Regions from separate parts of the Mus musculus genome. Here all the other regions are linked to region 1. Evidence: chromatin loops called from intact Hi-C (ENCODE). Cell type or tissue: heart. All regions are shown on one strand.

Region 1 (4,000 bases):
TAGTATGGGCTGTGACTTTAAAAAGTAAAGTAAGACCCTGGTTATCACAGACAAGGAGAAGGCAGAGAAGCTGAAGCAGTCCCTACCCCCAGGTTTGGCAGTGAAGGAGCTGAAATGAACCAGACCTCTGCATGTGACTATTAAAAACCCTGAAAAGTCAAAAAAAAAAAAAAAAAAAAAAAAGTAAAGTAAGAAAGTCAATTTTTTGTGTGTGCACTGTTTGTGTTTGGTTCTTTCTGTCACAAAATATCCCCCTCCTTTATTGTCAACTCAGCGGAATCACCAATTAACCTTGCGCACAGCTTTAATCCTAGCACTCGGGAGGCAGAGGCAGGTAGATTTCTGAGTTCGAGGCCAGCCTGGTCTACAAAGTGAGTTCCAGGACAGCCAGGGCTACACTGAGAAACCCTGTCTCGAAAAACCAAAAAAAAAAAAAAAACCAACCCACAAAGAACACACACACACACACACACACACACACAAAACAAAAAAACAAACAAACAAACAAAAAAACAAACCAATTAACCTTGAATAACTTAAGTTATTCAACCTTGAAATAAAATAAAAAGTGAAGATACTGGTGTTAAGTTTATCAAAACTGTTATAAGTGAATCACAAAATATTTGTCTCTAACAGGCTAGATTTTCAGATCTGGCAGCTTCTTTCAAATAATAAAAAAAAAAAGAATGCTTTCTACTTCCTTTTCTACTTTTTTTTCCCCAAGAGAAAACTGGAAAGAGGAAAGTACAGTGTCTTGCTCTTCCCAAACTCCAACACCCTCCTTAAATAATACCCTGTTCCATAAAGCCAGCCCGCATAGCATCGCAGACCCAGAAATGTACAAAGCTGTCATGGCTTTCTTGTTTGGTTGGTTTTGACTAGGTGCAGAAAACATATTCGACATGTGTTAAATTTAATGTGAAGCTTCACAATTTCGTTTCCAAAAGTCAACTTTAATTGCATAGATGTATTCATTTGAGTTGTATTGTTTTGGGGTTTGGTTAATTTTGATGTGTTTTTCTTTCTTTTTTTTTTTTGCAAACTTTTTTTTAAAATCAAGTTTATAATGTTAAAAATATGTAAAGAGAAATTTACAAAAAAAAAAAAAAATCAGCACCTTTGAAACTGGGGTAAGGGTGTGGCGCTCCTGTGGCAGAAAGATCCGGTCTGCCTGAGCTACATGTATACCTAGCATGAAGTGAATTTGGAGCATGACAAACACTAGTTTACTTCCCGTTTCTCCTTTTTATTTTATTTTATTTCTCTCTTTTTTTCTAACGTCATTGAATGAATGCTGGCGGCATGCTTATGAATAAAACTACTCTCACACAACCTGCTGTCCATGTATGTCAAAGGATGAACTCTCGAGAAGGGCAAAGGCTCCGCAGTTGGCCCCTGGCAATTGACAAAAAAGAAAAGTTCTCTATCGACCCGGAGGCCAGTGGTCGAGACAGCCCCCTCTCCCTTCCACGACTGGCTTTCCCGTGTTGAATCCTACAGCCAGCCTCCTTTAATCATGACAGGGGTCGGCGGTGGGAATCTTCGCGCCACAAACACTGCTGAGCAACTCTCGGAAACCAAGGGATCAGGGTTAAGACAGGAAAGCAAAGCCTGCGCCAGACTCTAATGACCAGCAAAGCCAAGCCGGGGCCACCGCCACCGCCACCACCACCACGCCTGCCTCCCAAACACAGGGAGGAGACTCCGGGCGGGCGAGAAGAATCCCCTGCTAGTTAAGTCGCCCCTTCACTCCCAACACTCCTGTCACCCCGAGGACTCTCCTTCCACACACACACTCCCAGAGCCGGAAAAGGCTCGCCGCAGCCACACACCTACCGCGGGCAGAGAGCGCTGCGCCACCACTCCAGCGAAGTGCCTCACTTGGCTGCCGAGAACCCGATTGGCCGTAGCAGTCCGCGCGAGACAAACCGAGAGAGTCGCCGACCAATCAGGAGGCCGCGCGCTCCGGCCGGCGCCGCGGGGCCGCGGAAACTGTGTGGAGCTCCCTTGGGGCTGATGTCTCCCCCGCTGAGGTGAAGCCGCCTCGGGACTGCAGACTCTGGTGCGGACAGTGCAAGGCGCGCGGGGTGCCAGGCCGCCTCAACCCGCTGTCTCAGTAGCGGGGGTGGCCGGGGCTCTCAGTCGCGTTTCCCCCACCGTCTTGCGGCGCTCACTTTCGTGGCTGGTGATTTCTGAGTAATTTGGCTATCATGGGCTGTAGACAGCGGAGCACAGACAAGATCTTCAGGACACTGGTCCATTCCACAGGTAAGGTTACACTGGCCATGAACAAATGAAATTATTTATCAGTTGAACTTGATTGGTATCTTCGGAGCGACGGACTGACTCACTACTCAACAGTCCAAGATCAATAAAGTCACTGCAGAAAGGGATATGATTGACAGATCATATGATTGGCATGTAGTAACATGGTTCTTTGCATGTTAGTGAAGAAAACCAAAGTGGAGGATTAATTTATGTTTAGTCTTAGATTTGGTAAACAGACCATTAGCTCTTCCAAATACCCTACCACATACGATAGGATAGGTTTCTATTCTTCACCAGAAGGCGTTTTGCCATTGTTGTGTTGTTTAACATACGAACACGTTAAAAATGTGCCTGACCCTGACTTACGCTCCGATTATGTCATGCCTATCAAAGAACCAACGAGATAGTGGTATCTTAGTTTTTTTAGTTTCTTTTTCCTCCAAGTAAAAAGGAAACTTAGATCTAAATGAAGTTGCCTGTATGTTTGGCCAGATGAAAGTTTGAGACTGGCAAAGAACCAAATTTAAATAAAATTCTCCTGGCAAGCTGGGAGATGGTGGCTGGGGAGGCAGAGACTAGCGGATCTCTTGAGTTCTCTCCGGATTGAGTTCCCGGAAAGCCAGGGTTACCCAGAGAAACGTTGTCTCAAAATACAAAACATACAAACAAATAAAAAGTACACTAACAGTGAAATATTAGTGTTGTCTTTGGAAGATAAGCTTTAAATTTCCTTAACTTTTTTTGGCAATTTTTTTTCTTTTGTAAATTAGCTTCCAAGCTACACTGGTGAGAGCTTTTTCTTTAGTTGCTGTTTGCTATGTGGAAGTCCAGCCTAGTAGACCAGGATGGCTTTGAGCTACTGGTCCTCCTGTCCCCACCTGCCCTTTCCTGAGGTGTCAGGCTGAGTGAGTGTACTGAGGTGGAAGTTACTAGAATCTAAGGTGGAAGGCAGCTTGGCAATGTCTCTTTGTGGCACTTGGATATCTGTAGTATTAATTTTACAGTGGAAAGGTTGCCTGGCTGAAGTACAGTGTATAGCTTATGTTTCCCTTTTAACAGTTTGCATTTCTGGTGAGTCTCATTGCCAATGTGATACATACTTCTTTTTGGCTAACAGATTTTCAAGTTTCTAAGAACATTTTGGTGTTCTGAAGCATATCACAGTTAGTGGTATATGTCAAGCATATTCTGGGCTGGAACCATAGCCCAGTCAGAATACGTGCCTTGTTTGTGCAAAGCCCTGGTTTGGAATCTGAGCACTACATAAGTCCAGTGTGGTGGCACATGCCATTGATCCCAGTGCCTAGGAGGTAGAGGCAAAAGGATCAGAAGTTTAAGGCTATACTCAGTATCATAACCAGTTCAAGGCGAGCCTTTCTCAAAAGGAAAAAGAGAAAAATTGTATTCCACTTGGTACTCAGTGGACAACAGAGTGCTTTCCTGTTTTAAGGAATTCTTGGTCATTATCACCTCATTTCTTTATTTTCCCCATAAATTACTAGGTGTGATTTTCTAGGGTTCTAAGGGGCTTTTCCCATGAGTCTGGTGTGTTATTTTCACCTAATCCGTATATTTGAAGAACATTTCTTATATCCGTGATCCCTAATTGGTTATTTTTCAGAATTGTACCTTTCTTTAGCCCTACAAGGATCCAATATATTCAAATTTATTTTAAAATATTAATTCTCTTAAGCACAATCCCAGCAGTTTAGTGTGCTTGTTACATCTTATC
Region 2 (4,000 bases), 50 kb after region 1:
TTGCATTATGATTTCTAATTCTTATGCAATCCTTTGCCTGTTTAAGTATTATAATTTCCCCCATGTTTTTATGTTCTTTTTTTTTAAAGTTCATATGTAACATTAATCTTCAAATGAAAGCAGGTAGATTGTTTATATGACTCACAATAACTTCAGCTATCTGGACCTAGAGAGCTGGTAGCTCAGTTAGTAATGTGCCGAAGACATAGTGTCCATCAGTGTCCTGGCATCCATCCCCAGGACTCCTGCAATGAGCTGGACAAGACACTGTGTGCCTGTAATCCCATTAGAGGGAGGAACTTACAGGATTCTATAAGCTTGCAGGCCAGCCTGTTGAGCTGAATTTGTGAGATTTCCAGGTCCATAAAGTAAGGTAGAGAGGGGCTGGAGAGATGGCTCAGTGGTTACACCGCTCTGGCAGGTACATTTGACAGCACATAGGGGTTCATTCACAAGCGTTTGTACCTCCATTTCCTAGGATACAACACCTTCTTCTGACCTCTGCAGAACCCAGCCCACATGTGATACACAAACATACATGACAGCAAAAGAGTCATTGTTATAAAAAAAAATCTTAGAAAAGAAGGTAAAGAGCAGTGGAGAAAGACAGCCAAAGTATTCTGTCCTCTTCATGTACCCCAGCAGGTGCAAACACACACAGAGAACAAATAAATAAAATTACACAGATGCATAGAGCACACACAAACACACAAGCATGCTTATAAGACACACATATTTGATAAAATTGAAAACAAGATTGTAATTTGTGTGTGTGTGTGTGTGCGCGCACATGTATGACACTCTAGGGCTAGAGTTCACATGTGAGTTGGGTACTGGGAGCTGAATGTAGACTCTCTGGAGCACAGGAAGAGCAATGCACATGCTTAACCACAGAACCCTCTCTCCATCCTCTGAAATGCTGAAGAGGAAAGAGACTTGTGGCTGCTAAAACACACAAGGGAATTTAGAGCTAGCTGTGATCACCCATACCTGTAGTTCCATTGCTTAGAAGCTAAGGAAGTGTCCAAGGTCCAGGTAACATGGGCTGTATAGCTAGATCCTATCTATTAAAAAAAAAAGTCATAAAAGCCAGGTGTATTGGTGTATGGCTTTAGTCCCAGCACTCGGGGACAGAGACAGGGTTCTAGCCTACAGCTATGCTACAGTGAGACCCTATCTCAACAAGTCAAGAGTAGGTCTGCCATATGGTTGTGGAGGTAGGCACAGTCCTTGAAGTCTAAGAAGGAGACCTGGAAAGCCATCAGGAATGGCCTCTGTCCCTTGCTTTGGCTTCTCTGACTGCATGGCTTCAGCCATTGCCAGAGCCTGCTCTGCATTCCTAGGCAGAGAACAATGCTGCAGGAGCCACTGTCTGCCTGGGCCCAGAGTCAATAGAGATCAGTTACCCAGTACAACTGTGTCTGCAGACCGAGTTTCTCACAGGAGCCCAAGGTTCGTGTCTGTTCATCTCCTGCGCAGTGGCCAGTGCTCTGAGGCATTGTCCACTCTGCACTCCTCTGCAGCCCTTTTCGGAAGCATCTCTGACTTGTGTCGGTCAGGGCTACCTCACACTGACTCTGCGATTTTTTTTAGTTTTTGTTTTCTTTTGTTTTTGCTTTTGTTTTGCAACCTTCAGCTGTATTCATCAGGATTGGTGGAATGTGAGGCCCATAATCCATGTAAAATAGCTAGAAATGTTGATGTGAAATCAGTACTGGAAAGGATCTGGAGAGGAAGCACAATGGTAAGTTGACATGGCTTTTCTATTATAAATGATGAGTCGTGGGGTCTACATTCAAAGGATAGTGTGTTTGGAGTGGGTGGACAGATGGTTCTCAGTTAGGATTTCTTACTGCCCTTTCAGCACTGAAATAGCAATTCATAATTGCTTGAAACTCCAGCTGCAGGGCATCAGACACCCGTGCTGGCTTTCACAGACACATGCACTAACATGCTTGGTCTCTCAGACACACATAAACAGAAATAAAAATAAAAAACTGAGTCTTTCATCTCAAAATAGAGTCTATGGTGTAGCAGGGTTTGAGAAACATGTGGAGAGCTGGAAGGTGGACTGTGAGACGCTCCCTCAGCTGACGCTGTCTGCTTACAGCCAACTGTCGCACACATCAGCAGAGCAAGCTTGAGATGCTTCTGTCTGGGTGAAAACTCTCTGGTCAGACAGGGTGGACAAGTCCTTACTGTCATTCCAGCAGAGCAAACACCCATTTCCGCAGCTCAACAGCACCATCTAGGCTTTGCTTCTGCTCTCCTGCCTCAGAGCAGCTAGCTGGTCCTCCTGGTGCCTCAAAGCTGCAGGCCACAGTCAGAGCAAAAGGCTTTATCCTTCATCTGCAGTAAGATGCCTTCTGAATGCCAAGGGTGGCTGCATGTCTTTCTGCACCAGTTCTGGGTGGTTATCATTGTCAGCATCTGCCTTGGGGCTGAGGGCATAAGGGGACTCTGCAGGAAAGAAGAATGGGAAAGGCTGTCTCTCTGAGGTCCACTGGGTCTCTGGGCTTCTTTATAAAAGGCCATTTGCAGATTAGTAAACAGGTTGGCAAGTTTGAGTGTTTCATGGCTGACCACAAGCACAGTAAAGTGTTAATGACTGGAGCCACAAAATGCCTAAGCATCAGTATGTATGCCTTCATATAAAAACAGATAGGGAAATTAAATCAAGGGATCAAGAAAAACACTATGGTGTTAGTTGTGTCTTCAGTTTTTAGTTTCTATACACTGGAAACGGGTTTCATTCATTTCATATTATCCTCAGTAGCAACCCTGTAGAGCTGGTACCACTATCCCAGGGAGAAATGTCTAAGAGGAAGTCATAGAAAGTGCCAGCTGAGATGATAATCTTTAGTGTCACAGCAGGAGCTGCTCTGAACTGAGGTTCAAAGTCCCCCAAACCAACACCTTGCCTAGGGATAAAGAAGCCTGCTAGTTTCACTTTTAAGAAATCTCTCTGTTTTTCCATTTATGTGGACCATGATACAACTGTCTCTGCTGGACCTTTCATGGCTACTTATCTGCAGTTTTGCTGAAAGTTCCTCATGGGTTGCCAAGTCTAATTCCTATTTAGTGTGGGTATGTAGGCTGGGATATGCCAGAGATAGCCAGGACAAAAACACTGGCCTGCAACATTTAATGACATCCTTACATTTTAATAATGAAACAAGTATTTCCTCATTATGATCTATTCTTCTATAGATATGCTCGTTTTGTAATAATGAAGGAGCCATCGTAAGGTGTGGTGAAACATCTTGTGCCAAGAATTACCACTTATTCTGTGCCAAGGAGGACTACGCAGTTCTACAAGGTGGAGTTACAAGAACTTACAAGTAATCAAATAGCTTTCAAACTCCATGGTGGGGGGTGTGTGTGTAAGGAATGGCTAGCCTGTGACATACTTCTCAAGTTCAATTCATGCAAATGAGTTTCATGTGGGAACAGGGTTATGGGATACCAGCAGGAACTCAGCTTTACATTTCTGCACATGACAGGAAAAGAACTACTCAAGGGTTTGTTTGACTTTCTAAATCTTCTCTGTCCTCTCTTGTTCCTGGGAGAGCCTCATTCCTAATGACATCATTCATGTCCTACAAGAGACAGGAGCCAGTCCAGCTCTGTTCTTGTCTGCAACGGGAAGACACCCTCCTTCACTCACTCATCCACAGGTCATGGGTCTGTCCCCATACTATGTGGGAATGAGCTGTTGCCTTCAAGTGTTGGACCAGACGTGGAACTGAGGTTGTGGGAGCTGACAGATGGCAAGCACCTTTACCTACAGAGTCACCTCGCCAGCCCCCAGCTTGTCACTGTTTGTAAAAGTTCATTCAGTTTTGAACAGTGCTTTTTATATTTGAATTACTGAGAAACCTATAGAAGGACTTCACATTCATCATTTATGTTCACAAAGAACTCACTTTACTGACAGCCATTTTTACACACATGAACAAATGAAAGGGACTGAAGTTCCTGCTGGATATAGGTTTTATTT
Region 3 (4,000 bases), 240 kb after region 1:
TTTTCTTACAATCTGAAATCTTACTGTGGAAACTCTGGAACTCCTCAAATTTCCAAAGTATATAGAACTCACACTCTAAAATATAAGATGTTTTCTCTAGGTGTAAAATTACAGATTATGTACATTCTTCTTTATATTTATTTATATTTTCTAAATTTTTCTTCACTCTTAGCTTGTAAATGTTTTGCTTGTTATCAAGACAGGATTTCTCTGTGTAGCTCTGATGGTCCTGGAACTCGATCTGTAGACTTCTTATAAACCGTATATTGTGGCCTAGATATACTTGAAAACTTGAAATTTTTCGTCTATATTGTGAGCCAAATTACATAGTAGATTAATTAACTGACATGTTAGGAAATCTATTCTAGTTAAAGTCCAGCAGTTTTTATCACATCTCTGGATACATATAAGGTAATGTACTGTCTTAAAATTTTTTAACTATAGATCCTAGTTAAGAAAGAAAATGTATTTCAATGTCTTGTCAGGCCTGTAAACGCATGAAGGCCCAACCTTTGTTTCATATGCTTCCTTTTAAGTACCAAATGCAGAAAGAGCAATTCAATTGCATGACTCTCGGATAAAGACCCCAGACTTCTCACTTTCTGGTACACACAGGCACTCAGTTTAAAACCTTAGAACACAAAATTTAAGCTACGAGCTTCATAGCTTTGGTTTCCTGTATATGTTCTGAGATTCGTAGAACTTAACACTTCGGATCATAAGACTTAAAAATCACAGAAGAAACACTTCAAAGATTAACGCATCACTTCCTCTTCAATAGGCACAAAGAGGGGGAAAGGAAAAAAAAAAAAAAAAACCCGCCCCGAAGTACTGGTATTCACACAATGGAGTAAAACCCAGGCCACAGAAGAAGAGAACCTAAATCCTGTTGTGATTTAAATTGAAGTCAAAATTTAAAAGACACTCTAAACTCCCGTAAGGGTCCCGTAAGCATCATCTCATGCCTGCCAGCATTTCTTGCTTTTGATGCTACGCCCGCTACAGCGCACGCCAGTCTCAGAAACTCCGATTGTTTTGCCCACCACGAGCTTTAATCCTCGTAGCAGTAACGGGGCAGAGGCGAGGGAGACTATGAATGTTTCTAAAAGCAAGCTGTATTGTCTTATAAAACTGCAACCCTCGGCTTCGGCGCTCTGCAGCAGTCAGCCTCCCACCGCTAACCTGCGTGCTCCGGGTTCCTCCCCCGCAGGGCGGACAGCGCAGCTCCTCAGAGGCAGGCCGCGGGCAACGCCACGTACTCGGCTCGCCGCACACCTGGGGGAAGCGCCCGCAAGACGGAATCCGCGGGTGCCCGGTGCGGGGTGCGCGTCGCCGGGGAGTCGCGAACGCGCCTGGTGCGCACGGCCCTCGGGAGGGCGCGGACTCAGCAGCCAGCGGCCGAACAAGGCCCTGTCCGGCTCGCCTGCTCGCTCGCCCGCACCGCCGCCCTGCAGCGCTCTACCTGTCAGGCCGCCCGGCCAGGCCCTGACTCCGCTGCGCCGCCGCCGCCTTAGCCGTAGCCGGCTCCTCCCCCCCAAAACCGGGAGCGAGCACAAGCGCCCGGGCCGCCGGTCACGTGGGCGGGTCGCGTCACGTGACACCGGAGCGCCCCGCGCAGCGCGCGCCCTCTGTCTGCTCAGGTTCCCGCTCGGGTTTGGTTGTAGACCGGGCTGCTGGCGCAGCGCAGGGGCGCCGTAGTGGCTCCCGCGAGGACCGGAAGGCGAAGGCGTCCCAGGATGGCAGCAGAGCGTGGCCTTCCTCCCGCTCCGCCCATCCCAGGCCGCTGGTCTTCAGGACACGTGTCTCTGCCCGGTCCGAGGAAGGCCAGGACGCCTAGGTCAGGAGGGCAGAGGCAAGGCTGCTGAAAGCTCTCTCTCTGCCCAGAACTTTTCTTGTGTTAAGCGGGTACAACTGAGGTCCGGAAGGGAGCGGCCGCTTTGTGCTTTGTGCTTTGTGCGTCTATCAGAAGAAGCTTATCAGTTGTAAAGTCCCCTACCGCCCTAGGCTCTCCCATTTGGCACTAGAGACCAAAGTCTACACTTGGCACCCCAACATTCAAGCTATCTTGTTTAGACTCACCTTTCCCTTTTCAGGTCCCAGCGGTAAATACAAATCCCCTTTGTTTTCTGTTTACCACTAAGCAGATGCGGTCCAAAAACCTTTCTGTCAGCACATAGTAACTACAACGTGCTTCCCCCCTATAGAGAATTCTTGTTTCTCTTGAGTACTTTCGGTGGATTACATTTTTAAATATATATATATATACCTTAAATTGCTGTAGGCCTCTCAGGGTTTGTTCATTCTTTTGCCTTGATCTCAAATGTTCAGAATCACCATTTCCTTTCTCAAAGAAAAAACAGGAGGAAGAGGTTAAAAACAGATTTTACTTAGAAATTATTGCAATATAGAAATTGAGCCCTATTTTATACCCTAATGTTTCTTTCTGTTGTACTAGTCCCTGGGTAAAATCTGTTTTTACCAGTTTAATGACTCTGGCTCTGGTTTTTTTTTTTTTTTTCCTAACATTTCCCAAAATATTCATCGGTCTCTCATCTTTCAAAATTGAGGTCAGACACCATCTATTCTTCTTGCAGACTTAACATCTTCAGTTGTTGTAAAAGTTCATTGAGACAGCCTCAGCTACAACTACTCCTCTAGTTATAATACTACATACTCAAAACAGAAAATTCACAATGCAGGTAAATGTATTACTCTGCATCTAAGAGATTAAGTATCTATTGTTACCTGATCTCACATATTATGAACTCTTCATAACAGGGCTATATGGTCTTACTACAATAACTGAGAACTGACTAGACTCTCACTATCAGCCAATGGAAGAGCAACACCAAAAATATGGAAATTTGGTAGACTTGAGGGAGGATAGAAATGGAAAATTATGGGAACATAGGGAAGAAAGGAGTCCCTTACCACAGAGTCTTTCTGAAGCGTTTTGCAGCTGCAAATAGAGTACAATTAATGTTTGTGCTGAAGGTTGCCTACAGAGAGACAGTATTCCTTTTTTATGGAAATATTTTCTAGTAAGAAGGTTAGAATACCAATGAACTATAAGGTCTGAGTGTATCTGTCCTTAGAACACCACCTTACTTCTATCCCAGATGTTTTGTAGGATTCTTAAATGATAATCTTTCTGTGTGTCTCTGTCTGGTCTCTCTTTTGTCTCTCTCTGTCTCTCTGGTGAGACAGACTGTGTGTGTGTGTGTGTGTGTGTGTGTGTGTGTGTGTGTGTGAGAGAGAGAGAGAGAGAGAGAGAGAGAGAGAGAGGGAGAGACAGCACATGCAAATGTAGATGCATGCAGACTATGTGTGTGTGTGTGTGTGTGTGTGTGTGTGTGTGTGTGTGTACAAGCAAATGTAGATGCAGGCAGATTTCATTCGCAGTGAAATATTAACCTCTGTAAACATTGAAAACATCCACCTTCCCCACACATCCTTGTGATCTAGATCTTGTTTTTTACCTCTCAGCTGTAATTCTATCCACTGTAGCCCCATTTAATCTTCCTTAGGAGCCCTTGGAGATGCAACTTCAGAAGCCACCGACATCCATTATATACAACTATAACAAATTCAAAATATGGTGGGGATTAAAACAAGAAAAAAAGCATTATGATTAACATGAAAGAAGCCAGTTAGCAAAAGGCCTGGAAATCCCTCCCAGAAGCTGCAGGAAACAAAATGGAGCGTGCTGGAGAAAAGCCTTTGGGATGGCCTTCTGAGTGTGGGAGAAGGGTGAAGCTGTTTACATAACCTATGAGGGTCATGCTGTTGAGAACTGAGGGTGTTAGAGGACCAGCCCTGTCCCACCTCTCTAGATCCCTCCCTTTCTGAGGAGAGCCTTTCTCCTCTGTAATAGAACCTCTATTTCTATCATGTTTCTTCATTCTGTGTTATTTTGTTCTAGGAAACAGTAATGTGGAATTTGGGCAGGTGCCCCCAGACTCAGAGCCCCATCTGACAAAGATAATAACACGTTCTCTCT

The links. Peaks named below come from ENCODE experiments on the same cell type or tissue, not always from the same donor. Only the 100,000 strongest peaks of a DNase experiment are listed, where the experiment ranks them.
Region 2: it touches region 1 in a loop (2.7-fold over the local background); 3 of 42 quality-filtered maps call a loop at or near these places.
Region 3: a loop joins it to region 1, with 4 times the contacts of the local background. A loop is called at or near these places in 4 of 42 quality-filtered maps.

Annotation. Positions count from the first base shown.
Region 1 is chr14:59,438,855-59,442,854 of GRCm38, reverse strand. Gm45935 (predicted gene, 45935) reads left to right here and starts at 1,975. Exons shown (of 24, transcript NM_001320725.1): 1 at 1,975-2,268. It overlaps Setdb2 (SET domain, bifurcated 2), which reads left to right and starts at 1,975. Exons shown (of 14, transcript NM_001320720.1): 1 at 1,975-2,268. It overlaps Cab39l (calcium binding protein 39-like), which reads right to left and starts at 1,892. Exons shown (of 11, transcript NM_026908.4): 1 at 1,837-1,892. In heart, a CTCF peak has its summit at 1,848; a DNase peak (open chromatin) is centred at 1,914; H3K4me3 peaks cover 2,311 bases; H3K27ac peaks cover 1,329 bases.
Region 2 is chr14:59,388,610-59,392,609 of GRCm38, reverse strand. Gm45935 (predicted gene, 45935) reads left to right here. Exons shown (of 24, transcript NM_001320725.1): 16 at 1,637-1,744; 17 at 3,211-3,341. It overlaps Phf11c (PHD finger protein 11C), which reads left to right. Exons shown (of 10, transcript NM_001164289.1): 2 at 1,637-1,744; 3 at 3,211-3,341. Among named protein-coding and RNA genes, the nearest start is that of Phf11c, 2.9 kb to the left of the region's middle. In heart, a CTCF peak has its summit at 2,272; no DNase peak of the experiment used is centred here.
Region 3 is chr14:59,198,767-59,202,766 of GRCm38, reverse strand. It overlaps Rcbtb1 (regulator of chromosome condensation (RCC1) and BTB (POZ) domain containing protein 1), which reads right to left and starts at 1,539. Exons shown (of 12, transcript NM_027764.2): 1 at 1,183-1,539. In heart, a CTCF peak has its summit at 1,636; a DNase peak (open chromatin) is centred at 1,616; H3K4me3 peaks cover 2,248 bases; H3K27ac peaks cover 2,223 bases.